Linked DNA regions of Mus musculus: all the other regions are linked to region 1. Evidence: chromatin loops called from intact Hi-C (ENCODE). Cell type or tissue: heart. All regions are shown on one strand.

The links. Peaks named below come from ENCODE experiments on the same cell type or tissue, not always from the same donor. Only the 100,000 strongest peaks of a DNase experiment are listed, where the experiment ranks them.
Region 2: a loop joins it to region 1, with 3 times the contacts of the local background. A loop is called at or near these places in 30 of 42 quality-filtered maps.
Region 3: a loop joins it to region 1, with 6 times the contacts of the local background. A loop is called at or near these places in 34 of 42 quality-filtered maps.

What each region holds. Positions count from the first base shown.
Region 1 is chr10:75,018,254-75,026,253 of GRCm38, forward strand. Rsph14 (radial spoke head homolog 14 (Chlamydomonas)) reads right to left here. Exons shown (of 7, transcript NM_001163535.1): 4 at 6,793-6,911. Gm40692 (a long non-coding RNA gene) reads left to right here and starts at 4,948. Exons shown (of 4, transcript XR_003948909.1): 1 at 4,948-5,053; 2 at 6,633-6,924. In heart, a CTCF peak has its summit at 3,082 (motif pointing left); no DNase peak of the experiment used is centred here; H3K27me3 peaks cover 501 bases.
Region 2 is chr10:74,916,478-74,924,477 of GRCm38, forward strand. No RefSeq gene overlaps it. Among named protein-coding and RNA genes, the nearest start is that of Gnaz, 47 kb to the right of the region's middle. In heart, CTCF peaks have their summits at 4,605 (motif pointing left) and 6,558; no DNase peak of the experiment used is centred here; H3K27me3 peaks cover 1,593 bases.
Region 3 is chr10:74,934,090-74,942,089 of GRCm38, forward strand. No RefSeq gene overlaps it. Among named protein-coding and RNA genes, the nearest start is that of Gnaz, 29 kb to the right of the region's middle. In heart, CTCF peaks have their summits at 1,122 (motif pointing right), 3,086 (motif pointing right) and 5,385; no DNase peak of the experiment used is centred here; H3K27me3 peaks cover 320 bases.

The DNA of each region.
Region 1 (8,000 bases):
TCAAGATGGGTCGTCCCTCTCCAATTTACCCAATCTTTCACAGGCTTGTCCAGTGGCTAGGCTAACCCATACACCCAGGGAGCATGCTCAGACTATACCGACCCTCAATGAGCATGCCCAAACCATACAGACCCTTAGTGAGCATGCTCAGATTCTCATCTCCTAAGAGCCTGGATTCTGTCAAGTTCACAGTCGAGATCAACCGTCATATCCTCCTCAGACTCCCGTTCTGAGTTTGGTGCTGAGCTCGCTGCCTATCCACTGTAGCTCACCTGCGGCAGTCTGTCCTTCCTTCCCTCCTGCTCTCCATCCTCACAGTCCTCAGTATGTCCATCCCCCAGGATCAAGCTTAAACCCATCTCAGCCTGTGTAGATGCTTTATTCCCTCCCTAGCTCACCTCCCTACACTCGCCCATTCACAGGGCAGCATAAGCAGATTCCATTAATTCGAGTTCATATAATATAGCAGTTTCCACTGATTCATCGGTGAGGAACCGTCTGACCCATCTCCTTCCTCCTAAGGGCACAGGCTGACCTAAGAGGCCCAGGGGAGGCCTACAGGGTAAATACCGATGTCCAGCTTTAGCAGGGAAATTGGCAACCTGTCTTCCAAAGGAAATTAAGTGAGAAGCTGGTGACAGGAACCACCGAAGGGGCTCGCCGATGCTCTGCTGGCACTGTCTAGCCTCCCTCCCAAGACACATCGCCATCGGGGATCACCACCTTCCTCAGTGGCTTGTACGGTCACTGATGCAGGGCATCCTCGATGGTGGCGGCCCTCGACAGCAGTGCTCCGCAACGCACTCCTAAGATGCTATGACCGTTGATTTTGCTTTACAAAAGGGGAAACAAAAGGGCGTGGGACGTTGGCTCAGTAGGCAGAGTGCTTGCTGCTCAAGCGTGAAGATCAGGGTTCGGTTCCCAGCACTGGCGTGAGAAGCTGGGCATCATGGTGTGGGTTCGAAATCCCAGTGCTGGAGAGGTGGAAACTGACAAGGGTTCAAATCCATGGTGCTTACTGGCCAGTCAGCCTTGCCTATATTCCAGTAAAATCCCCTGCCCCGACCCCCCACACACACCAAAAAAACAAAAACAAAACAAAACCAAGTGGACAACGCCCAAGGACTAACATTTAAGGTTATCTGTTGCCTACACCACACATGCACGCTCGCGCGCACACACACATTGCCTATGTGCACACACTCCCAAAATATCAGAGACCCCAACGGGGACAAGCAGCATGGCAAATGACTTGGCTAGTCTACAGCAAGGAAGGATTGTGTGTAGTCTGTCTAGGCCCTAGAGAAAATACTAGACATCCAGGACAAATGGGCAGAGTGTGTGCCCAGCTGGCACAGGGACGAATGTCATGGGGAGGCAGGGGTAGCAACACTACACTATGACGATAAGAGGATAAGCAGCCTCCAACGGCTGGGTGGCACCCTGAGGGACTCATCTCACCAGTAGAGGCCTAACAAGGAGCCTCAGGACGGGGATAGTTCCCACTCCAGCTGCCAGCCAAGCATAGCTTTGAGTATGCTCCCAGAGGCCCCCATCCCTGTGGTAATTCCATTGGTAATAGGCTATTTTGAACCCCGGAGATACCATACAAACCTAATGAAAAAGAGCTGATTAAGCCAGCTTCTCCTAAGAGAAACAGTGAGGGTAAGTTCTGGGACCCTGGTCAGTCCTGATAGGGATGGACAGGAAAAGGCTCTATCCCACTGGAGGTGCCGGGGGAAGGGGGTAAGAGTGGAGAGAAAGGGGGTACCCAGAAACTCTGATAACAGGGAAATAAATAGATCCTTGTTGTCAGGCATTATCTTAAAGGTCAGGGATAGGAGCAACTTGGGCTGTCGGGCTAAGGACACATGCCATTTTCAAAACAAGAATTCCTGCCATTCAATTTTGCCAGTGAAGACTCGGGAGCCAGATGCTGGGATGAAAGCCTGCTAGCTCAGAGAGGCAGAGAAAGCACCCAGCTGACCTTCCTACTCCACTGGCATCCCAGAAAAAGAAAAGCTCCTCTTCTCCTCCTCCTCCTCCTCCCCCTCCTCCTCCTCCTCCTCCTCCTCCCCCCCCTCCTCCTCCTTCTCCTCCTCCCCCTCCTCCTCCCTGTCTTAAATATCCTTCAACTCCTAAGACCCTCCTTTCTCTTCTCTGGGTTTACTTATTCCACTCCCTGTTAACCGGTTGGCCGGTTGTCAACTTGCTCAGCCTCTTGACCTGTTGTTAACTTTATTTAGCTCTTGCTTACAGAAAGCTCTTGGATGAAAGGTTTGTGCTAGGGCTGAGCCACACCACTACCTATTTACAGTCAACAGAAAGCTCTTGGGTTGAAGGTGTGTGCTCTGGGTTGAACCACACCATGAGGATTTTCCAGTTCACAATCTTGGGGTCCACAGTGTGATTAAATATCCAGCAACAGACATAGGTATAGCGTCAGATGCAGGAGTATGTCGCCTGCCTGGGGCTAAGCTGTCCATTGAAGGGAAAGTTTCTCCATCAGTCCATCACTTCAGGGAACGACCAGTCCCAGCAGGTTCATCCCCCTGTGACAACAGCTGCCCAGACCCCAGTCAAGCCCAGACAGTATGACTCCAGGGCAGCTCTCTGCAGCATCTCAAGCTGGCCAGGTTCAAAACCACATTCAAGACATCTTCTTGTGGTACCCAGGCCCCGCACTGGGATAGAAAGATGCTGCAAAGCTGGGGAATGGTTTGTGATTACGTCTGATCAGTCAGGGCCTTGACCCAAGTCCGGGCATCCCACATTGGAGCCAGATCACTGCGGTAAGTTATACTACCACCACTACATCTAGGCCAGGGTCTGAGAGCCTGGCACAACCGGAGGGAGTTACATGAAAATGGACCAGGCCCAAACTCACCCAAATACCCAGCCAGTGCCTGACACAGAAGAGGATCCTGGGTGGGCAATCAAGGCCACTAGTTTCTAGGGAACGTGGCCCAGCAGCCCCTCTGTGGCATTTACCTATTCTGTTTTGGTTTCTCCTCGCTTAATAGGGCAACAACCCCTTAGGGCATGAGACGGGCCCAGGCCCTAGTCCTGCTGCACCCCCTGCTGGTTATTCTGGGAACAACTCAGACCTTGGTAGCGGCAAGGATTCAGAAGGAAAGACCTTTGCCGAGTACATCCACCAGTTAAACAATATTAACTACACTCAAGGTAGTCCGGAGGCAATGCCATGGGAGATGCAATTAACAAAACAAAGAACTTCTAAATGCTGCCATTGACAAGGAAGCCCCATAATATATGCTGCAAGCTAGCAAGTCAGGTTCCCACCAACTAGCAACTGCCCAACGTCACATACTGATAAGAGGGACGTTTGAAGAAGAAATCCACGCCCCATCCAAAGCCCAGCTAGGACACTGTGAGGTACAGCCACACCACTGAACCCAAAAGCCACAGACAGCACCCGAGTGGTCCCAAGGTGCATGCACCTCCCCAGGCACGGACCACACTGCCTCCCTTCCTCTGACAACTTACCCATCATTACCCAAGCCCCTGATGCCAATCTCTCCACCAGGCTTCCCTGGCCTGCCTTCTGGGGACCTCACCCGCAGTGATCAGCACCCATCAAGGCAAATGGCTCACACTGAGGTCTTCAGAAAGGCTTGTGTCGGTTGGGCTTGTCAGCCCAGCAGACTCCCTGTGTCGTTTGAGTTCTACAGGAAGATGGGGAGCATCCGGGAGAACCCAGGACACTTTTCAGAACCCTGGTAGTATTGATTGGCAGCAAGGTCTAGAAGGAAGATGGGCAAAGCTCTATTGTGGGTACAACCTTCGCCAGCTGCTCAGGAAAAGTAAGGCTGTTTCCTAGGAGACACGGCAGAACGTCTTCAGGAGCTCAGGATAAGTGGGACTGTCTTCTCTAGCGATCCCTACCTCAGGGGGGAAACACAAAGGCAAAGCTGGTGAGACCAACTTCCAAGTGAAGAACTTTAGGGCCAACTGAATAAATAAGGAGACGCTTACCTATCTCATTAAAAACAAAACAAAACAAAAAACAAAACAAAACAAAAAGCTGTCTCGGGACGGAAGGGTTTATTTGGTCACGGACCCCAGAGTCGTTCGTTATAGGGAAGGCTCGGCAGAAGGGGCTTGAGGCATTTGCCGCGTTCATGCTCACAGAGAGCAGGGAGTAAACAATACGTATAATCCAAGCACACTTTCTCTTTCTCGTCTGGATCCCAGCTCAGCAGCCTAGGGCTTGATACCACACACAGTGAGTGGGTCTTCCGGCCCCAAAGAACGTACCCAAGATAGTCCCTCACACGCATGCCCAGAGCCCATCTTCTAGATCCTAGAATCCAGGTGATTCTAGAGCTCATCAAGTTGGCAGTTGAGTAGAAAAGGAATGTACTGGCAAAGTGGGTCCCAGCTCCCCCAGAGGCACTGGACAGAGAGGAGCCAGGGGTAATGCTGATTCGTTCTCACTGGTCGTGCCCGTGGACAACACCATACAACAGTGAGCTTCCAGAGCATACCATTGGGTTAGCTGACAGGATGGCGCTAGCTGGGGAAGGGCAGGCTAGGAAGCAGTTCTGATAGCCTGCAACAGTGAAGCAGGTGTGCATCTGAGGTGTGGTGGCTTGAATATGCTTGGCCCGTGCAAAGTGGCACCATTAGGAGGTGTGGCTTGGTTTGAGTGGGTGTGGCCTTGTTGGAGGAAGTGAGTCAGTGTGGGGGTGGGGTTTGAGGTCCTAGGCTCAAGCTCAGTCCAGGGCGGAACAGAGCCCCCCCCCCCCCCACACACACACCTATAGAAAACAGTCTCCTGCTGTCTTAGGATCAAGATACAGAACGTTCACCTCCTTCTCCAGCTCCATGCCTGCCTGGACGCTGCCATGTTCCTACCATGATGAAAATGGACTAAACCTGTGAACCTGTAAGCCAGCCCTAATTAAATGTTGTCCTTTACAAGAGTTGCTTTGGTCATGGTATCTCTTCACAGCAGTAAAGCCCTAACCAAGACGTGAGGCCAACATCACCTTCACCGGCAGACTCTAGGGGAATCCCTCTTGTGTACCAGGTAAGTCTGTGCAGAAATGTCCACTACTCTTTCCCTGTGCAGCCTGGAAGTGGAAAGAGCTAGCATGGAAACATGTGAATGGCATTTGATTCAACGTGTATACGTCTCTCAAAGTTGTAATATTAGGGCCAGTGAGGTGGCTCTACAAGGTAAAAGCACTTGCCACACAATCCTCGTCACCTAAATTTTATCTCTGGAATCATGTTTTTTCAAAAAGCGAATGCAGTAGCAAGAATCTGTAATCTAAGTATTCCTAAGGCAAAAATGGGGGAACCAGAATTACTCAGAAGCCCATGGGCCAGCAAGCCTGGAGTATGCAGGACAGCAAGCAGCAGGAGCAAACCAGATCTTACCTCAGCAAGGTGGAAGGCAAGAAGCAACTCCTCAAAGTTCAAAAGTTGCCTTCTGCCTGCCAGCCACACATAAGTCATAACACACACACACACACACACACACACACACACACACACCAGCAGCAGCATCTTCATCATCATCATCATTATCATCACCATCATCAGCTGTGGTGCTTTGTGAAGATTTACATCAGAAATATAATAATAATTTTTAAACATATAATATTACTTCTTGGGGTACTTTTAAGCTGCCAAGGATACATCCAGCAAGACCCACTTAACACAGATTTAAAATGCAAAACAACATTATACATTTTTATATACTGTGTATATGGTAAAAATCTTTGTACATGTTGTAAGGTTATAGTAACCAAATTGTTAATATATCAGGGTAGACCATGAGGAAGGGTGAGGTGTGGGAAGAGATCCAGGGGGTACTTGGACTTTATCTATCCCTTAAGTGGGTTCGTACAATCAGATGTCCCTCGGCAGCAGAATAGGTGAGCTCTAATGCTCACTTCATGCAAGTCGGAACCTCCAAAATTCACTTTTGATTCAGAAATGAAACACTAACTGAAAGCGTGTAAAATCTTTGGAATAGTATAGACTAGATATTCCCGTTTTCAGGAAGCTTTAAGAATCATAGACTATGCTGGGAATGTATGCTCTGTGGTGGAGTTATCAGTCAGCACATGGGAATGCCTGGGTTTAATACCAGTATCCCCCAAACGAAAAAGTACCGAACAACCCAGCACATAACCTCAGAAGGGGGTCATCCTGAGGAAGAGAATCCGGTCTAGAGCCACTGGAAAGCCTTGGAGTCGTGGGAACAGGCTGCAGGGTTCTTCTTTGTGTTTATTTATTAGAAGTTAACCAAAAACATTGACTTATTTGCATTATTGGAGATGGATGATAGGATAGAATTCAGGGTCTTTATCCTACTTCTGAGCTACACTCCCAACTTTGTAAAAACACATCAGTACTTGGGAGGCAGAGGCAGGAGGATCTCCGAGCTTGAAGCTAGCCTGGTGTACAGAGAGAGTCCCCGAGACAGCCATGACTACACAGGGAAACCCTGTCTCCGAGATAACACCTTCCTCCCCCGCCCCAAAATTTTTTTTGTCATATCTTAACAAAAATGTAACTTTGTTGCTGCTACTGCTGCTGCTACAGATTTGAAACAAAGTCTTACTCTGATATCCATTCTGATCTTCCTCTCTGCTCAGCCTCTGGAGGAGTTGGGGGTACAGCCTGCACCCATGTCCCACTCCAAGGTCATTTTTTAAAACGTACTGAAGGCTTTGACCTAAGGCCTGGCACAAACTGAGCAAAAGCAGAAGACTGCAGACAGTCGTCTACCAGATCCCATGTGCGACACAACTCTACCTTTAGGCAACTGTGCCAGATGCTTGTATGCCTGGTGTAGATTCTCCCGGCAGAGGGTCTGGTGATCACTCAGCAGGAGTGACAGGGCTTGGATGATGTCATGCTTTAAGAAGCCAACTCTAAAGAAGGAAGGTGGGTTTTAGACATAAGAAGACCATTTCAGTTTTCTTAAAATATATTTATTTTATGTGTATGGGTGTTTTGCTTGCTTGTGTGTGTGTCACATGTATAGATGATGCCCAAAGAAGTCAGAAGAGAGCATTGGATTCCCTGGAACTGGAACCACCATGTGGATGCTGAGAATCGAACCCTGGTCCTCTGCAAGAGCCACAAGTATTTGTAATCACTGGGCGAACTCTTCAGACCCAATTTTGGTTATTTTAAAAGCCAAATACTGTTCTGTTGTATAAACAAAGCATGTTTTCATTATCCACTCATTGGTTTATGGGGGTGTAGGTTGTTTCTGTTTGCTGGCCATTGTGAAAAAAATCAGCAAAGAACACATATGGTCAGTTGTTTCTATGGTAGGATGCAGAGTCCTTTGGGTATGTGCCTAAGAGTAATATAGAGCCAGATTGTATGGTATATCTATTTCTAGCCTTCTAGGGAACGGCCACACTGATTTCCATAGTGGCTGCACCCAGTTTGTACTCCTACCAGCCTTACATCCACACTAACATTCATCATCATCGTTTTTATTTTCTCTCTCTTAGCCATCATGACGGGAGTAAGTTGAAATCCCAAGGTAATCTTAATATGCATTTCCCAATAGCCTAGGATCTTGAAAGTGTTTTAAAATACTTCTCGGCCATTTGTATCTCATCTTTTGAGAACTCCCTGATTAGTTCCTGGCTTCATTTTTTAAACCTGGATTGTCTTCTTGAGGTTTTTTTTTGGGGGGGGGGGTTCTCTGTATAGTTTAGCTATGACTGGTATAGCTAGTGAGTAATTTTTCCCAATTCTATAGACTGCTCCTTTACTTGAATAGTGGTTTTCTTGGCAGTATAGAAGCTTTGTAGTTGCATGAGGTCCCATTTCTTAATGATTGGTCTGAATGTCTGCACAGTCAGTGTCCTGTGCCCGTGAGTTCAAGGATAGCCCTTTCTGTCAGATTCAGTGTATCAGGTCTTTCGTTTATAGCCCTTGGACCATTTGGAGTTAAGTTTTGTGTGGAGTGTGTGTGTGTGAAATAAGGTTATATATAGTTC
Region 2 (8,000 bases), 100 kb before region 1:
AATTGCAAATATTACATTTTAGCATCATATGTAACTCTAAAGTAACTGTTTTTTCTTTTACACAGAAATTGATGATATTCATATAAAATTGAGTTACTGAAATGGCAATCCTTCTTTTCAGGTTAATGTTTCTTAGAGTGCACATCGTTGGTCTTACACTGATGACCTGTCAGCCAGTCTCATTTGGTATCATGTGACCATCACTTATTCTTAGAGTGTGCACATTCTACCGACTTACGTCTATGTTACATTCCCAAGTTAGTAAAGAAATATTTCTATAAAGATAAGCATGTTATCAACTTCACATATCAGGGACTGAAAACCAAGGAAGTTAGTTCATTTCAAATTAGTTCATTCAGTGACATTTTATAAAAGTGTTTGGATACATTCATTATTTATGATAACTTTTACTCTTTTTTAAAAAATAACGTAGAAATGAGATACATTGGTCTTGTCTACATATTTCTACAAAGCTCCAAATAGCACTTCCCAACTATTATTAAAATAAAATTTCAAAACTAACAATGTCATTGAGACAGTGATGGCATCTTTCAGTATCATCTTCCACTGACTGATACGTGTTTTTCTATGAAATGTGACAGACACTTGCCACACATCAATTAAGACTTTGAAGTGAGTGTGCACTAGTGAGAAGGGAGAAAAGCCTTTGTCTCACACTGCAGTGCCATACCAACAGTTGCATGCAACTTGGAGTCTGTGTTCTATCCCAAGGCGTTGTTTGAAGATCGCTGACAGAGGTCTGCCACAGTCATTTTGCCTGGGACCCTAGCGCACCATCTGTAATGTGGCTTTTCCAAAATGTTTGCTGATGAAAAACCATGTCCTTAGCTGCCAGTTCTAACCAAATTTCAATCCCTAAATGCTTATTTCATTCATCTGCATTGATCTTCAATCTGTTGCTAAACACTCTGGATTCCTGGTTGAACTTGCCAGCCCAGGCTCCTGCCAACAAGTCCATTTAGAAACAAGACAGGCTCCGCCCCTTTCCACCCACCCCCTCCGATGGGGATCCTGTCCTAAGCATTCAGAGGTGTCCTGGATTTGGTGATTTTGCTAAGCTTTCACATTGCTCCCTTCCTATAAGTCTTATTGCCTTAAGCAAAAATATAAAATTCAAGCTCGAGGCATTTTTAACAAACATAGAGGAAACTTCAAGCGAATGAGAGGACCCTGCCTGGGGAGGCTATAATTGGAGAGGTCTACGCAACGATTTAGTGATGTTTGCTCACTCAAGCATTCTCTATGCACGGCCCTCTAGTTTTTTATATCTCTGGCTTATTGTCTGAGAACTTTGTGACATTTTATCTTCAAAGACTCAAGTGAGAGAGCCACGTATTCTGCCTCGGTTTTCACTTAAGCATTTGTGCCGACAATTTAAGTTTAACTACACAGACTTATCAAGATTTCCTTCACACCCTCCCCCCACCTTTTTTTTTAACTCTAAGACTTGGTTCTCTCTACAGAATTTAGGCTATCCTCATTAATAACTTATCACCTTTAATTTATCTCTCTTTTTTTTTTTACATGTATGGACAACGTTTTTACTTAAGAGTTTAGGAATTTTCCCCCTCTCCTTTTTCTTTTTCTTTTCTTTTCTTTATTTATTTATTTATTTATTTATTCATTCATTCATTCATTTTGTTTTTTTTTGAGACAGGGTTTCTCTGTATAGCCCTGGCTGTACTGGAACTCACTCAGTAGACCAGGCTGGTCTCAAACTCAGAAACTCACTGCCTCTGCTCCCAAGTGCTTGGATTAAAGGCATGCACCAACCACCACGCCCAGCTTCCCCTCTTCTTTCTAACTAACATACTTAAATTATACACATCGATGGTGCTCTCTGTTATTTCATATTTCAATACATGAGCACATGAAACACTAACAGAATCAAGCCTGTCTTTAACATTTAAAAGAATTTTAAGGGGATTGAAAATGAAATAGAATGGTGTTTGCTAGACTAAAAGAAATCTGTATTTCCAGCAGCTTCTGGCAATCTAAGAAATTGATTCTGACATCTTCTGCTTATCTTATAGTGTTTCTGTGAAATATGAAATTTGAAGCTTCCTATACTGCTAAGCTTCTTCTAAGCTACAATCTTTTAGATATTTTATCCACAATACTTCACTGAATCTGCAGTTATGCAATGCAGCCATATTGCTTCCTGTTCACTTTTCTGGGTACAGTATTATTCAGTGGCTTGTCATTTGGCAAGTAATTCATCTTGCACTAAAAATATCAACCTCCTTAACACAAACATATTCGCAAACGTGGTCCCTTCTATGTCCTCAGGTACCACAGTCAACGTCTGTGGGATGGCACAAAACCGCACAGCGTGAAGTTTTGCTAACATTACTACAAGCTGGGTGCCATCCAGACATCTGCTTGATATCCATCCCTGCAGATGGGTCCAGCTTTGTAATGTTGTAACCTAATGTTGCCATCTGCAAAGTTCCTGTTCAAAACTCTACAAGGGACTTATTTTAATCACAACATAACACCATAATGTTTTAAATAAGCTTATGATTTTTGAGGGAGGACGGGGAAGATTCATTGTGATGACTAATCTTGGTTGTCACCTAGATATATGTGGAACCCTCAACTGAGGGGTTGCCTCCATCAGACTAGCCCGTGGCCAAACATGTGGGGCATTTACATGATTGCTAATTGATGTAGTAGCCCAGCCCACTTTGGCAAGTACCATCCCAAGGCAGGTAATATGAGCCATGAATTGCAGAAGAATGATACCTCAGACTCGAATAGCATGCAAAAGCAAAAAGAGTTTATTCTGCAGAAATCCAGCATGCATGGGGTCTACCATTCACCAAAAGTGGCGACCTGGAGGTGAGCTCTAAGGCTCAATTTACAGCCGATTAGGGGAATTCCAGGGAGGGGTAGGCGCCCTTTATCCTGATTGGTTGACTCTATCTCTAGGAGCATGGGTGCCTCTAGGATTGGCTAGGGCTTTGGGGACTTTCCAGAGCCATTTGGGGTTGGGGTGGCAGCTAAAAAGTGTTGCTGACTTCCTTGTTTTTGCCTCAGGCCAGGCGGTGGGGCAGTTCCTGATTGGCCGCCTGCAGGCAGTGATTTTTCCAGGAACTGGCTTGATCAATCCTAGGAAACAGAAACTTAGTCCTAGTCTCCTGAATTGCCAGTTTGGATCCCATCATGGAGTCAGCCTGGCTCGGTCCTCTGGTTAAGTGCTCCATCTCTCTGTTCCTCTATCCCGGTTCCTTTCTGACTCATAATGTTCAATTCAATTATTCCTATTATAGTCAAGGGTATGTTGGATAATGATGATTTTTGACTGAAATACTTAGAATACATTCACTTTGTTACCTCATAGAAACCACATTTTATCGCCATAAACACTTTTCTAACTAAACTAATACACACTTTTTCTTAATGCATTTTTTTCTTGAGATAATTTCCCACTGTTGTTCAGGCTGGGGTTGAATTCATGACGGTCTTGCCTTCATCTCTAAGTGCTGGGATTATTAATGTATCTACCACTGTGCCCAGGTCAATAATAATCCCTTCTTATATTCAATATAACTAAAAGTGAAATGTCATTATTTGGCCATCTGTATCTACAAGCTGTTAAAAAAAACAGTGTCGTATTTTTCATTTCCTCCTACTGGGTTGCCCATCCAGCCTTAATACGGCATGAGGTGCCTAGTCTTACTGCAACTTAATATGCCATCTTTGGTTGATATCCACAGGAGGTCTGCCCTTTTCCAAAGAGAAACAGAGGAAGAGCAGATGGGGTTGGGGGGGGGGGCCTTGGAGGAGAGGTGGGAGGGGAAACTGTGATCTAAGTGTAATATATAAGAAAAGAATACATTTTTAAAATTTTTAAATAATGTCATTTTCACATTAAAGGACGTGAAATTATCAATGTTGGTTAGATGAAATGGGTGAGCTAACGTCATCCGACATGATATGACCAAAGAAACAAGCTCTGTCCAGTTCAAACGCTGCTGCCTTGTGAACAGGTTTTCACAGGCTTTAAACTCCTCTGACAGCAGTGACTTGTCAGAGTCACTTCAGTGGCTGTGGTTTCTAAATTTAGAGAAAGTGGCAACTACACTTGAACTGTGTGAAAATCGCCTGCTGATCAATAACACGGAAGCCTGAATTACTAGTTCGATAAACAACAGTGCTGTCCCTTGCCTCGGAAAACTGTTTTGTGAATCCAGGCTTCTCAACCACAGCTTTCTAAGTATGTTCTCTTATCCAGAGCAAGTGCTGCCTGGAAAGTCCTTAGAAACGTGCATTGAGAGACTCCAGATCTACTACATCAGCAGGGAAACAGGGGTGAGGGTCAGCAAGCACACCTGCCGTGTCCCGGTGCTGCCTGCCATACATCTGTTTGTACACATGCAAGGACCCAGTCCCACGGCCACTGGCCGCATGGGTAATCCTGTTTGCACATCTGTGGTGTCCAGTGCCACCAGGTGTTGGAGTGGCCACATCTGTTCACACACCTGCCGTTTTCCAACATCACCCCATGGGACCACAGGCACGCCAGCTCTCACATCAAGTGTGTCTCATCTCTGCCACCTGGTGGCACAGGCATACACATCTGCATGCCCGCCACAGCTCAGAACTGCCAGTGTGTGGCAGTGTGGGCACACTCATTCATGTGCTTGCTGTGTCTGCGGGGCCACGAGGCGTGTGCTTACCTGTTTGTACACCCATGTCCTGCACCACACTGTGGCGGTGTAGGTCTGCCTGTTCACATGCCCGCTTTAAATCACAGCAGCAACGTCTGGCAGTGCAGATGTTTGCACTTTTAATGTTCCAGAGCAGCAAGGGCACACCTGAGAGTGCCTGTCAGTTCCCAGCACTGCTAAGCGTCTGCGTGGCCACACCCATTCACAGCTATTGTGTCCCAGCGCTGCTACATAAGTAGGGCATGCCTCCTTGTATGCCAGTCGGGTCTCAGCACTGCTATGTGGTAGCTTGAGCATGCACCTGACATGAAACAGGGCCTGCACCTGGCAATGTGGGCATATCTGTTTACACGCCCACGGCATCCCAGCCTCTCTGGGAAGCTTCAGAGCATCTAGTCATCCCTGCTGTATAGCAGGGTCACCACTTAGCAGCATAACCAGGCCTGTCCGTGTGCCTTGTCCCAGTGCCACCATGTGGAGCGTGAGCATGCCTACTTGTGGGAAAGCCTATTCGTGCCTGCTGTGTCCCAGGGCCTCATGTGAGAGTATGAACAAGCCTGTTCACAAACCTGCTGTGCCCCCATAACACCCCGTAGCAGCGCAGGCATACTGTAGCCTTCCCGGCCTTGAGCAGGCTGAACAGACCTTGAACGCTTGCCACAATGGACCTTATCGACCTTGGTGGAGTCATCTGCCTTGGCTGCACGTGCAAGTTCCCACAGGAACTTAGAAGAAGAGACTGCCACAAGACCGCCTGGCTTTGCAAAACAAAGGATGGGTTCTGCGGGCTTTCCCTATACAAATGCAGTGCTGAATATTAAACTTGGAGCCTTGGCTTGGCTTCATTCTTCTCTCACTGCCCCTCACCACCTCCTTTTCATTTCCAGCCCCCCTTTCAGGTGAAACCAGCTCGACCATAAGCCTCTGGACGGCTACACATACCTGTGTGCCTGCCCACTGTGTCCTAACTTTATCATGTGGTTCCGTGGACGTGCTTGTGTCCATGCCCCTGCCACATCCCAGAACCAAGTGTGGCAGCACCAGCAGGGCTGCTTTTGCTCCTGCTGAGTCCCTACCCCACCAAGCGGCATGATAGACAACCCTATTCCTACGTCTGCACGTGTTAGCACTGCCACATCGAGGGTTCACCTGATTATCCTTGCCATTTCCCAGCTCTGCCTAATGGCTATGCAGCCCTGCCTGTCCATGCGTGTGGGGCCCCAGCATCACCATGTAGGATAGACATGCCTGTTTGGAGGCCTGCCATTTCCCAACATTGATACCTGGTGGCTTGAGCATGCGTGGTCACAGCAGCTGTGCACCAGGACCTCCACCTAGGGGTGCGAGCATGCCTGTTCATGCACTTGGCACATCCTGGCATCAACACGTGGTGGCACAGGTAGTCCTGTTCACACGTCTATCAAGTCCCAGTGCTGCCACATTAAAGCATGAGTGTGTGTTTATCTGTCTGCCGGGTCCAAGTGATGCACCTGTCACTTAGATGCACCTGTTTACATGCCAACCATCTCCTAGCTCTGCCACGAGGTGCCTGGGCACACCTGTTCAAGCACCTGCCATTTTCCAGCAAGGCCATGTGGTCCAAGCAAATCTATGTGTATACCTGCTGTGTCTCAGCAGTGTCATCTGATGGTGCGGGCATGTCTGCCTATAGGCCTTCCATGTCTGGAGGCAGCCACCTGTTGGCAAGAGCATGCCTGTTCCTGCCTCAGCGGTGTCCCAGAACTGTCATGCAGTGACTCATAAAGCCCTGTGTATAATCACCATTGCTGCCGAGTTCCAGCAGTGACACATAGCACCATGGGCACATTTCTGTATGCCTGCCATGTCTCAGTGCCACCACATGGTGGTGTGGAAGTGCCTGTGTGTGCCTGCCAGGTCCCAGGGCTTGGCAGCACAGACATTCCGGTCTGTGCCCACGTCCTGTCTCAGTACTGATGGGTGGCAGCAAAGGCACACCTGTTCGTTTCTGCTGTAGCCCAACACAGTCACCTGATGCCTGTTCTCCCTTGTCATCTCCCAGCAATGTCACATGATGTAAACAAGCCTTTTTACATACCTGTCATATCCTAGCTATGCCTTGTGGCAGTGAGTGTGCCCTGCTCATGCCCGCTGTGTTCTGGCACTGCCACATGGGCCTGTGTCCCTGTGTAGGGGTAGGAGCTGATACTAAATTCAGGTTTCCTAATTAACTCTTGATTTGGTCAATAAAGAAGGCGAGAGCCACCTGCTTGGGCGAAGGGGAAAAGGTGTGATTTCCGGGTCCCAAGAGGAAGAGAAGGGACACAGGGAAAGAGAGGGCTTTTCGGCAGGTTTTGGCACGGGAGGCACGCTACAACCACATAAGATCTTGGGTGGCTGAAAACGGTGATCTCTACCACAGGCAGTTGGCTAAAATAGGTTAGCTAATAAAAGTCCAACAAATGTGCAGTGCGATCTGGCTAGTTTTAAAACAATGGAGCTGTCTAGTGGTTTTCTTCTAAGGTGGGCAGGAGAAAGAGAAGAGCTGGGGCGGTAGCTGGTGGCTTGGCGAAGCTAGCCAAAGGGAAGTGATTGGAGTGCAGACAGCAGTTCCTGGATTTCCCTGGGTGGGGGGTAGTTGTGATCAAGTTGAAGTAATGGGGAACCCAGAGACATCAGAGCATGGGCCACGCATGGAGCAAGGAGGTAACGGGGGGGGGGGGGGTTGTTTATTTTCTTGTTTATTTGTTTGTTTGTTTTCAATTTTTTTCCTTCTCGCTCCAGCTCCGCTCGCTCTGGCCCAAAGATTTATTTATTTAAGTACACTGTAGCTGACTTCAGACATACCAGAAGAGGGCATCAGATCTCATTGTGAGCCACCATGTGGTTGCTGGGATTTGAACTCAGGATCTCCGGAAGAGCAGTCAGTGCTCTTAACCACTGAGTCATCTCTCCAGCCTGCGTGTTTTTAAAATTACACACAACATCCCTGTGACCGCATCTGGCAATGGGAGCATGCCTGTTCATACATCTGTCGTGTCACAGGGCCAACACAGGCCAGATAGGAAGACCTGATCATACATCATTCTGAGTCACAGTGATACCTCGTGGTGGTGACATGAGCCTCTTGGCTCATCTGCAATATACAAGCAATGCCACGTGGTGGGTACAGGCATGCCAGTTAGTGTGCTTGGTGTGCCCCTGTGAGGCTACGTGGTATGGTGCTACAGGCATGACTATTGACTAACCCGCTATATACCAGTGCCGCCACATGGATACGTGTCACACTTGTTCAAGTCCTGCTGAGCGCCAGTGCTGCCATGTAGT
Region 3 (8,000 bases), 84 kb before region 1:
GTGTCTGCTGTGTTTCAGCAGTGCTGCCTGGTGGTGCGAGCATGCCGGCCATCTCTCATCATTCCAAGTGGGGCACAGGCATACATCTTCGCATGCGTGCCATCACATGTCTGCCATATCCCAGAGATGGCATGTCATGGAACAGGCATATCTGTTTACCTGCCTACCCTGTCCAGTGCTGCCATTTGGTAGCACGAGTACATTTGTACACATGTGTACAAGTGTGTGTCCCAGAACCTGGCAGCACATGTGTGCTTGTTTGTACGCTTGCCATGTCCTGTCACTGCTTTGTAGCGGCACAGACATGCTTATTTGCATATGCTATGTCACAGCACTGCCTCATGGCCACAGGGACGGATGTGTTTGGTTTTCTGCCATATCCAACCATGTGGTAGGTACATGCCTGTTTACATACATCCCCTATCCCAGTGGTGACATGTGGTGGCGTGTATATTAACTGTTTACACAAGGGCCAAATCCACAGCCACCATGCAATGTCACAGAACACGTCTGGGAACCTGAAGAGGCCCTAGTGCCAGCACGTGGTGGCACAGGTCTGTGTGCACGTCCACCATGTGGTGCGTGGGTGTGTCAGGTCTGTGCCACACGGTGGCGCAAGTATGTCCGAGTGTGTGCCCACTGTGTCCCAGTGCCACCACCCAGTGCCACTGGCTTGCCTGTTTGCACACCTGCCGTACCTCTATCACTACTTCCGGGTGGCCCAGACACACCTGTTCACAGCTACTGTGTCACAGTGCTGCCAGCACAGCAGCACAAGCTCATATGTTTGCATGCTTGCTGTGTCTCAGCAACGCCACAAACGGCTGTTTGTGTGGCTGTCCTATCCCAGCCATGCCATGTGGTGGCACAGGCATGGCCAGTCACTCGCTTATCATGTCCCAGCATTGCCTGCTTGCACCTTTGTGGCAGTTTGTGCATGCTTGTTCACATCTGCTGTGGTCCAGTACCACCATGTGGCAGTGCAGGCACACTTGTGTGCTCCTGTTGTATCCCAGTGTGGCCACCTGGCTTTGCAAACGTGTTTGTTCACACAGCTACTGTGCTCCAGTGCCAAAATGTGGTGGCGTGGGCAAAGCTGTTCATGCATCCGTTGAATTCCACGTGGTGGCGCTAGACTACCTGTTGGTACTCCTGTGTGTCCCAAACTATCTGGCAATACAGGCATACTTGTTTGGGCACCTGCAGTGCCCCCGTACTACCTTGTGCATGCCTGTTTACAAGCCTGCTATGTCCCAGAGCCACCACATGGAGGCATGGGCTCACCTGTCTCTGCACCTGATGGGTCCTATCACTGCTACCTGGTGGTGCAGGCATGCCTGCTCATGCCCACAGTACACCTGCCATAGGACAGAGCTCACTTTTGAGTGTGCCTCCAGTGTCCTACAGCTGCTGTGTGCTGGGCCCTGACTCATCTGTTTGTACACCTGCTGTGCCCAGACCAGGCACCTGGTGGTGTGTTCACACATGTCCCATGTCCCAGCCTCACAATGCAGAAGCTCAGGCATTCCTGTTCGCACACCTGTTTTATCCCAGTGCCACCAGGTTTGCACACCTGCCATGTTCCAGAACCAAGACATGGCAGCCTCGGCTTGCCAGCTCACATACATGCAGATGTATGTCAATATGTGACAGTCTAGGTTTGCTTGTTCACTCATGTGCCACTTACTCAATACCAAAACATGGAGGTATGGACCCCTGCTGTGTTCCAGCACTACCACTTAGCAGTGTGCACATGTCTGTTCCCTTGTCTACCATGTCCCAGTGCTGCCACATGATCATGGGCATGCTTGCTTCCATGTCTACCATGTCCCAGTGCTGCCATAGACTGGGTGGGTACACAATTCCCATGTGTACCATGTCCCAATGCCAACACATGTTGCATGTGCACAGCTGTTCCCACATACGCCATGTCCCAGCTCAGTCATATGTTGTTATGTGTATGCCTGTTCCAATACTTACCATGTTAAAGCAATGCCACATGACAAGTGTCCCTGTACCCTATCATGACCATGTGATGTGTAAGCATGCTTGCTCTGACATATGTCATATCCAAGTGCTGACACATTGGCATGGGGGCACCTGCTCCCACGTGTGTTATGTTCTAGCACTGACATATGTTGGTGTGGGTACGCCTGCTCCTATGCATGATATATTCTAGAACTACCACATGATAGCATGGTCACATGTATTACCATGCATTTCACATGGCAACATAGGACTTGCATCTACATGCCCATGCCATCCAACAATGGCATGGAATGTGTGTTCACATGTGTGCCATGTGCCAGCACCATTGTGGGATGGCACAGGCAATACATGTGCACATATGTGATATCCCAGCATTGTCACATGATGTTGTGGGCATCCATGTTCACACATATGCCATGCCCCAGAGTAATCTCCTGTCAGAATGTGTATGCCTGGTGACACATGTGGCATGGCCTAGATCAATCATATGGCAGCTTGGGCACACATGTCCATACACATGCCATGTCCTGGTGCCATCACTTATTAGTGTGCATGTGCCTGATCTCTGGCATGCTATGACCTAGAGGTGCCAGGTGGCTGTGTGGGCACTCCTGCTTGCGCACATGCCCTGACCAAGGACATCATGCGGTGCAGCATGGGCACACCTACTCACACCTGTCATGTCCTGATGCCACCTCCTGGCAGCACTGACACACCTGTTTCCACACCTGTAGTGTCCTGGCATCAATACACGGTGGTATGGGTGGGCCCATCTGTAAGTCAGCCAAGTCTCAGTGCCACCATGTGTTGGCACAGTCACATCTGTTCACACCTGTGTTGTATCCCAGTGCCAGTACCTGTGGCACAGGTGCCCATGCACGAGGCACACATACTGCGTCCCAATGCTGCATTGTGGAAGCAGAGGCAAAACCATCCACATACTTGCTACATCCTGCACCAACATATGAGGCCTGGGTGTGCCAGTTCTCACACACTATTTCCCAGGGTCTCTATGGAGTAGCTAAAAGCAAGCCTGTTTGCACATTGGCCAAAGTCCCAGTGCAACCAACATACACATGCTGTTCCTTAGAGCCACCACTTGGTGGCACAGGCATGACTGTGTGTGCACCTACCATGCCCCAGTACTGCCATGTGCTGCCTGGGAGTGCCTGTTTTCATGACTGCCATGAACAGGGCTGCAGTGTGTCAGTGCAGCATGGCTGTTCACATACCTGCCGTGTCCCTGACTGTCCCATGTCAGCTCAGCCTCTGTGCCTTCTGTGTTCCAGCTATTTCCCGTCACCTACATGTTGCAGGATGGGCAGGCCTGCTTGTACTCTATGAAGTCCCAGCACTGTAACACGACAGCGTGACCACACTTGTTTGCTCCTGTGCCATCTCCCAGTGCAGTCAGAGATCAGTGATGGCTCACCTTTGCACGCCTGCTGTATACCCAGCACAGGCATCTGGTGGCATGGCCGTACCTGTTCATACCCATGCCAAGTCCCAGTCTCACAGTGTGGAAGTGTAGGCAGGTCCGTTTGCACCCCTGATGTATCCCAGAACCACCATGTGTTGCCCGGGTATGCCCGTGGACACTCCAGCTATGTCCTAGGACGACCACATGGCATGGCACCTGGGCTCACCTGTTCATATGTGTGCTAAGTCCCACCACCATTCTGTGGCAGTGTGGGCACATGTAAACACTTGTGCCATTTCCCAGCATTGTCTCAGGGTGATGGGTGTGGGCACACATGTTCACATGCAAGCCGCATCCCAGCAATGTCCCCTGATGGTATTGGCATGCATTTCCACACATCAGTATCTCTAAACCAACATGTGGCAACCTGGACACACCTATCCAGAGGTGTGCAGTGTCAAAGGGTCATGCTATGATGGTATAGGCACACCTGTGCATATCCGGGTCATGTGTCCCAGGACCACCACATAGTTGGGTGGGCACAACTATTGACACACATGCTTGTCATAGCTCCATCATGTGACAACTTGGACATACCTATTTGTACTCATGTCATGTCCCAACACCATCACATGGGTGACATGAGCACACCTATTTACACACATGGGTGGCTCAGGGCCATCGTGTGTAGCATGGCCACACTCGTTCCCATACATGCTGTACTCCAGCACTATCAAGTAGTGGCATGCATACACATGCCCATGCTGCCACAGGAAAGCATGGGGTCACAGCTTGCATGTGAATAGATTTATCCATGCATAACAGCCTGGGCATGGCACTCATTAATAGGTATGCTCATACACATGGGATGGCACAACATGTATGTGAACAGACAGGTCTGTGTCATTATCAGGTGGTGCAGAGACATGGCCTGCATGAGAACATGTGAGCTCATGCCTCAGTAGGATGGCGCTGGAATTTGGCTCATGTAGAAACACAAGCATACACCTTCCCAGTTTCCTCGTGTTCCATGTCCTAGTGCTGTTTGGGCACCTGCAGTGCCCCCGTACTGCCATGTGCTGATGCATGCATGCCTGTTTACAAGACTGCTATGTCCCAGAGCCACCACATGGAGGCATGGGCTCACCTGTCTCTGCACCCGATGGATCCTATCACTGCTACCTGGTGGTGCAGGCATGCCTGCTCAGGCCCACAGTACACCTGCCATAGGACAGAGCTCACTTTTGAGTGTGCCTCCCGTGTCCTACAGCTGCTGTGTGCTGGGCCCTGACTCACCTGTTTGCACACCTGCTGTGACCAGCCCAGGCACCTGGTGGTGTGTTCACATGTGTCCCGTGTCCCGGCCTCACAATTCGGAAGCAGAGTGCCTATGCTTCCACACATGCCCTGTCCAAGTGTCATAATGTGGTGGCACGGGACCACCTGCCCTAAATATGCCATATTCCAGTACTACCACATGGCCTATTCTCATGCTGACACTGGATGCATATCACACAAGTGCCACATTCCAGTGACAACAGATAGTATTGTGGACTGCCTGTCCCAGGCATGCCATAGTCCAGTGCTATCATGTGGTGGCATGTGCCCTCCTCGTTCACGTACACACTCTGCCCCAAACCCTCATGTGGTATGAGCATGCTTGTCCACCTGTATACCCTGTCCCAGGACCGTCATGCAGTGGTGTGGACATATCTGTTCTCGCACATACCCTGTCAGAGTGCTGTCCCATGGGCACATGTTCACAATGTGCCATGTCTCGGGACCATCCCGTGGCAGCCATGGTAAGCCTTTTCAAACAGAAGCCATGTTTCCACACCATCTGGTAACTTAGGTACTCCTGTTCCCACACATATATGCCTTGTTCTGGTGCTGGCATTTAGTGGTGTGGGCATGCCTGTTTCCCAGGACCACTGAGTAGCAGTGTGGACAAGCCTACTCCTGCATGTGCTGTGTGCCAGCACCACCAGGTGGCTGTATTTGCATTTTTACTTCTGCACACACCATGACCCGAGGCCACCACATGATAATGTGGTCATGCCTGCCTCTGCCATGCTGTGTTCTCTAGCACCATCAAATCTGTCACGTCCCATCATAATACTGTGGTGATGTAGCTATCCATGTCCACACATCAGCTGTGTCCCATCACCGACCCACAGCAGTGTGAGCACATGTGTCAGTAAGTGATTCTTGTCCAAGCTCTCAGTCATGTGGCAGCATGGGTACATGTGTTCACACAAAAGCCATGTCCCAGCACTGTTGTGTCGTGGTGTGGGTATGCCTGTTCACATGCAAGTATGTACCGATCCTGTGTGCCCCCACCTGCCCATGCTGCACAACCAGCAGTGTGAGCACATATGATCATACCTGAGATACATCTGAGCATCAAATCCTGGCTGTGTTTCCATGCTGGTTCACATGTGAGTCATGTCCCAACACTGTCCTGTGGCGGCGGGGGTTGGGGGTACACCTGTTTGCACACAACTCCTGTCTCAGCTGCATGCCCTGGTGGCATTGACTCATGTGTTCTCACATGAGCTGTGCCCTAGCACCATGCTATGGTGGCATAGACGTATCTGTTCACACATATTTTGTGCCCAAGTCTGTCCTGTGGGCATGAACACACATGTTAGCACACATCTATACCCCAGCACTGCCATGTTGGTGTAGGCATGCCTATTCACATACATACCATGACCCAGCCCCCTCTCATGGTGGTGTGGGCATGTGTTCACATGATGGTCATGCCCCAGCACTGTCCAGTAGTAGCATGGACATACCAGATCACACATGATCATATCATGGCACTGTCCTCTGGCAGGATAGGTATATGTGTTCACACACAAGCCGTGTCCCAGTGCTGTCTTGTAGTGGTGTGGTCACATGTGTTCCTACATGAGCAGAGTTCCAGTGACATCATACTGAGGCATGGGCTCACCTGTTCTCATGCAGGCCATGTCCCGGAACCATCTCATAATGACATAGACGTGTCTATTCACATACATGTTATACCCCAGCACCAACCCATGTATACGAGCATACCTATTATAATGAGTATCACACCCAGACTGTCATGCATGGATAGATCTATTCACATGCAAGTTGTGATCACATACTTCCCCATGGCAGCATGGGAATATGAATTCACACATCAGCTAGGTCCCAGCACCTTCCCATAGCATGTTTGTTCACGGTCACACATCAGCCATACACTAGTACCATCACATGGGCACTGTGGGCATGTGTGTTCACACAGGATCCATGTCACAGAAGCATCATAAGGCTGCATGGGCTCACATATTCACATGTATGCCATGTTCCAGCACCCTCACTTGGAGATGTGGGCATCACGTTCCCATGGATACCATGTCCTAGTGCCTCATGCAATGGTTTTACATACCATGTCACAATACCATTACTTGGTGGTGAGGACATGGCTGTTCATATGCATGCCATATGCCAGCACTGCCACATGGTGGCATGAACACACATCTTCACACACATGGTGTGTCCCAGCACCACCATATGGTAGTATGGGCATTCCTGTTAACATGGGCCATGTTCCAGAGCCATCACTTTGCCATATGGGCATACCTGCTCCCATGCACCTATGTCCAGCACTATGATGTAGTAGAATAGTCACACCTGATCCCATGCAAGTTATGTCCCAGTGTCACCACATAGCAACATTACCATGTGTGTTCACATGTGTACTGTGTTCTGGTGCTGCCAATGGCAACATGGGTGCCATGTCCATAGCCTAACACATGTGATATATTCTGGTACCATCCTATGGTGGCCATGAACATGGATGTTCAAATGCATGTCACGTCCCAACACTGACCAAAGTTTTCATATATGAGTCATGTCCCCAGTGCCATCACGTGTCAGTATGGGGACATATTCACATGCAAACCATTTCCTAGTGATATTGATCATCAGGGTGTTCACATATGTTCACACATGAGCAGTATCCTAACACTATCCTAACACAGCATTGGCACACACATTCATACATGTGCCATGTTCCAGTGCCACCACATGGAGATGTGGACATGGGCATGAGTGTTCACACACATGCTGTGGCGGCACAGATGTGCATGTTTTCATGCTATATTCCAACACAGTCCTGTGGTAGCAAAGTTATGCAAGTTCATATCTGAGCATGTTCCCATTCCATCATATGGTAACATGATTTTAGGTGTTTATCCATGAGCTATGTTCTAGTGAAGCAACACGGCCATGGGCAAACATATGTTCACACACTAGCCATGTTCCAGTACAACATATGGGCCATAATTTCACACCTAAGCCATGTGCAAACAAATGTGACAAAGTATGAGCGACATAGGGACACATACTTACATGTATGTATACTTACATGTGTACCATGATCCAGCATCAGCCTGTAGTGTTGTGGTCACACCTGTTCACACACACCATGTCCCAGTACCATACCATGGTGGCATGGGCACACATGCTCACATGATACCCAGGGGCATCAATTGAGGATGGGTTGTGTCCGAGTTCCATGTGAACTGTGTCCAGTTCCAACCAATGGCAGCATAGCCAC